Linked DNA regions of Homo sapiens: region 1 is linked to region 2. A link is an interaction called in ENCODE POLR2A ChIA-PET data of the cell type or tissue named here. Cell type or tissue: Panc1. All regions are shown on one strand.

Evidence for each region. ChIA-PET counts read pairs that join two places held together with the same protein. Peaks named below come from ENCODE experiments on the same cell type or tissue, not always from the same donor. Only the 100,000 strongest peaks of a DNase experiment are listed, where the experiment ranks them.
Region 1: POLR2A ChIA-PET joins it to region 2 with 15 read pairs; 1 of 35 experiments calls an interaction of 5 or more read pairs at or near these places.

Annotation. Positions count from the first base shown.
Region 1 is chr22:30,677,465-30,679,964 of GRCh38, reverse strand. No RefSeq gene overlaps it. Among named protein-coding and RNA genes, the nearest start is that of DUSP18, 11 kb to the right of the region's middle. In Panc1, no CTCF peak of the experiment used is centred here; no DNase peak of the experiment used is centred here; H3K4me3 peaks cover 241 bases.
Region 2 is chr22:31,054,396-31,056,895 of GRCh38, reverse strand. No RefSeq gene overlaps it. Among named protein-coding and RNA genes, the nearest start is that of SMTN, 26 kb to the left of the region's middle. In Panc1, no CTCF peak of the experiment used is centred here; a DNase peak (open chromatin) is centred at 1,135; H3K27ac peaks cover 773 bases.

The DNA.
Region 1 (2,500 bases), 380 kb after region 2:
TGAATCTTGGAGGATCCTTGGTCCCTGCCTTCAAACAGTGTTGGGAGAAAAGCTGAGTGTTGGGAGAGAAGCTGAGGCAGGGGTTGCATGTCTGCTAGAATTGCTGGCTCCTTGCTTCTAGCACTCCCATTATCTCAAGCAGCTATATGTTTCTCATTCACTTGATACACTGTTTCCTTTCAACTCCCACATCCTCACCAACTGTTTCTTTGTTTGAGCATCAATAAATAGCATGGGCTTCCAGAGCTCCAGGGCCTTTGCAGCTTCCACACTCGCCATGACCCCTGGTCCCACTTTCTCTCTCAAACTTTTTTTTCATTCCTTTGACTCCACCAGACTTCGTCGTCCCCACAACCTGGTGTTGGGTCTGATCACCCCAACATTCCTGGCTGCCCAACGTGGGGCGACAAAGACCCCGGTGAAGGAACACTAGAGCATGTGAAAGCGGAGGACACATTGTCACAGGACACCCAAGAACGTCGAACGTCTAAAAGAAGCTCGGCAGGAAAGCTGAGCACTGGGAAGAACCAGGGTAACAATGGGACAAAGTGAAAGCAGACATTCTGCTTATTTAGATTTCTTAAAGCATTTATTACAAAGAGGGGGGCATGAAAGTTAGTACTCACAATTTGTTAATCACTCTTTAGTACAGTAAAGCAGTTTTGCCCATGGTTTCCTGAACAAGGGACTATGGAGTTGAATAAATGGGAGAGAACTGGGGGAGACTTTAAAAAGGCATATAAAGAGGGAGCAGAAGTTCTAGTTTCCGTTTGGTCAATGTGGGTGCTAATAAAGGCAGCTCTTAAGCCATTTCAAACAGATCATGAGGCAGATTCAGATGAGGAAGAGGAGGACAAGTGTAAAAAACTAACTTCAGATTCTGAGTGTGAGGAACAGCTACCGGAGGAGATGAAAGAAAGGAAAACTGAAAAAAGTATGTTTTACTAGCCTGTCGGCTCCACCTGCTGAATTAAGTGAATGGCCACCTCCTCTCTCTCCCTTTAATGGGCAAGAAAATAAATTAGCCGAAAAACTTACTGCTTCTGTAGTTGCAACATTAAAACTGGAGCAATTGGTGGTGCTATACAAAATTCTATTCAAAAAGCTAGAGCTGAGGGAGACCTTGAAGCATGGCAATTTCCCGTTACTATAATCCAGTAGGGAGGCAGGGCTAATATAGCTAATTGGGCTACTTTTCCTTTTAAGTTACTAAAGGAATTGAAGGACGCCATTAGTCAATACGGACCGAACCCTCCTTTTGTGCAAACTTTAAAAATATGGCTCTGATAATAAATTAATACCATATGATTGGGATACGTTGACAAAATCTGTTCTCACTCCGTCTCAGTATTTACAGTTTAAAACTTGGTGGACTGATGAAGCTCAAACTCAGGCAAGGGAAAACACACAAGTGCAGCCACCTGTGCCTGTTTCCTTTGAACGGTTAATGGGAGTTGGCCCCAACTGGGGTCGATTAGAAAATCAAGCAGTAATGAAGGATGTTGCCATTGTTTAGCTGCACTTTGTGTGCTTACAGGCATGAGAAAGGATAAATGTTACAAGGGAAAAATATCCCTCTTTCAGTTCTGTCTGACAAGGACCCAAAGAACCATATATTGATATTATTGCTTGACTCCAAGAGGCTGTGTATAAAGCCATAACTGATAAAACAGCACAGGATGTTGTAACACAGCTTCGTGCATACGATACTGCTAATGCAGAGTGTCAAACTGCTATTTGACCCCTGAGAGGGAAGGCTTATTTAGCTGAATATATTAAGGCTTACGATGGCATTGGAGGTAACTTATATAAGGCTACTCTTTTAGATCAGACTATGGCTGGTTTAAGAGTAGGAAACAATATGCCCCATTTCTCAGGATCTTGCTTTAATTGTGGGCAATTTGGACACACAAGAAAGGAATGTAGAAAAGGAAATCAAAAGGCAAAAACTACCATCAATCAACAGAAAAGTCCCGGTGTATGTCCCCGGTGTAAGAAAGGCAATCACTGGGAAAGTCAGTGTCATTATAAATTTAGCAAAGATGGACAACCTCTTTCGGGAAATGGGAAGAGGGGCCCGCCTCGAGCCCCTCAACAAACCAAGGCATACCCGGCACAGCCAGTACCCTTACAAACGTACAACAGTTGTCCCCCGCCTCAGCAGGCAGTGCTGCCATAGATGTCTACAGCACAATTCCCATCTCCTTACTTCCTGGGGAGCCACCAAAGGTCCCCACGGGAGTTAGGGGACCCTTACCCTCAGGAACAGTAGGTCTATTATTTGAAAGGTCTAGTCTGAATTTAAAAGGTGTTACTGTACATATGGGAATAATCGACTCTGATTATACTGGAGAAATTAAATTAGTTATTAGTTCCTCGACTCCGTGGTCTGCCTCCCCAGGAAAAATGATTGCTCAATTGTTGCTGTTACCTTACATAAAACTAGGAAGAGTACAGTGAAAAGAACAGGAGGCTTTGGTAATACTAATCCAGCAGGAAA
Region 2 (2,500 bases):
TGAGCTGCTGGCAGAGAAAGGTGAACAGCTACCTTTTTGGGGGGAAAGTCAGAACATCATCTGTGGGAAAAGATCTAGGGCAGACCAGCTCAGAGGCTTGGGCCTCAGTTTCCCATATTCACCACCATGGCATGTATGGGGGATGAATAACTTCAGCTAAAGATTCAAGAACTATTGTTTGGGTGCTTGCTACATGCCAGGTACTGCACTGGCTGCTGCAGACACATCGGGGACAGAGTTAAGCCCTGTCCTTGGGGGCTGACATTCTAGCAGAAGGCAGTCGCTCAGTAAGTTTCCCAACAGGCTAGAGGCAGGTGCCTCAGGCCCATAAGACCTGATCAACACACTTGTGGCTGGATAGGTTTCAGAATTCATTTTTGTTTTTTTCAGCCAGGGTCTCGGTCTGTTATTCAGGCTGGAGTGCAGTGGCACAGTCATGGCTCACTGCAACCTCAAACTCCTGGGCTCAAGTGATCCTCCCGCCTCGGCCTCCCAAAGTGCTGGGATTACAGGCATGAGCCACTGCTCCCAGCCTCAGAATTCAGGATTTTTTTAGATTTTAAAAGGTAATCCAGTGGGGTCTGGATCCATCCATCTCCAATGAAACATACGAATATTTCTGTAGCTAGAAGTGTGAGTATTGACTCTAAGTGAAATGAACAGATTGCACACCCTCAGTCAATCCAGGTCAGATATTGCTCCTGAATGAGTTTTCACTAAGTGTGCAGAAAAGCCTCTGGCTGTCTGAATTTTCTGAACTTGGAGCTGTAGGTATGAGATTGAGGGCCTGATTCCTCTTCCCATTGTACAGATAAGAAAACTGAGACTCGGGACCAGAGAGTCACCTACCCAAGGCTCCTGAGCGAGCAAAACCTGCAGGTGGGTGGGAATGCAGGTCTACTGTGGCTCCAGATTGACGGCTTGCCACTAACAGGGACTGTGCCTCAGAGAGAAGCAGGGACGGGTGGAGAAGGCTCCTTGACCAAACCTTAGCGGCCCAGCAGCCAGTTCTGCCAGGAAGGAGTTAAACACTAGCTGGGCCCCTGCCAGGCCTCTGCACCACGGCTCCTCACAGGGCCTGCCTGTCTGGGGCCTGTTTACCAGGCTGTGCTTGCATCACCGGCTCTGGCTCCGACGTGCAGTGCAAACACATTCACATTCTTGGGTCATGAGAAACGCACAATTGTGGTGACATCATGCCCAGCGAGGAGGCTTTCGACAGCCTCTTTCCCGCCCCAAGTCAAAGCTGTTTAATTAGCTCCCTTTAACTGGAACTCTCTCTTCTCGTAAAAACCAACTGGAGATACTGACCAAGTGCGGGTGATGGGGATTGGAGTGTTGTGTGTTTCTGTGTGTGTGTGTTTTAAGGGATAAAAATAGCCCATCTGGGACTCCTTTTGGGGTATTTGTGAGTGTTAATGCACGAGTGTTTATATTAAATCTATGTCACACTGGACATTTTCATCCAAATTTGGGGCTTGGAGATGGAACAAGGGAAACCACCCACATCTTTTGGTTCCCTCTAGTTTTTCCTTTTGGGAGGGAGACACATGGTCCAAGTAAAAGGGCCCTGGGAGACAATTTAGATCAATCCCTCATTATACAGCCAAGGAAAAGGAGGCCCAGAGAGGGGAGGGCCTTGCCTGAGGTCACGCAGTGAGGCTCCCAGTTCCCATACCCCTGGGATGTATCTTGTGGCACGCCCCTCAGCCCCCATTTCAGCTTTATGAGCTGTTTTTCAGGGTGTTGGAAAGAGAAGTGCTCCTGGCTAGAGCTTCCTGGCTATGTTTTGAGATGAAGAGTGAACATACCAGCTTGGGCAACATAGGGAGACCCCGTCTCTACAAAAATTTTGTAAACATTAGCTGGGCATGGTAGTGCGTGCCCATGGTCCCGGCTACTCAGGAGGCTGAGGTAGGAAGATCACCTGAGTTTGCGAGGTTGACGCTGCAGTGAGCTGTGATTGGTTATTGCACTCCAGCCTGGGAGACAGAGTGAGATCCCATCTCCAAAAAAAAAAAAAAAAAAAAATGTGGGGCGGTGGGGCCAAGCACAGTGGCTCACACGAGTAATCCCAGCTCTTTGGGAGGCTGAGGCAGGCGGATCACTTGAGGTCAGGAGTTTGAGACCAGCCTGGCAGCCTGGCCAACATGGTGAAACCCCATCTCTATTAAAAATACAAAAATTAGCTGGATGTGGTGGCGGGCCCCTGTAATCCCAGCTACTCAGGAGGCTGAGGCAGGGGAATTGCTTGAACTCTGGAGGTAGAGGTTGCCGTGAGCCGAGATGGCGCCACTGCACTCCAGCCTGGGTGACAGAGCAAGACAGTCTCAAAAGAAAAAAACTGTGGATACCTTTTTTTGTGGTGGTGGTGGTGGTGGCTTCCACATGTGGTGTTGGGGTGGCAGCAGTGAATAATAAAACAAGAGACCTCAGCCTCCCCAATCTCCTGTCTTTCTTTTTTTGAGACAGGGTATTGCTCTGTTGCTCAGGCTGGAGT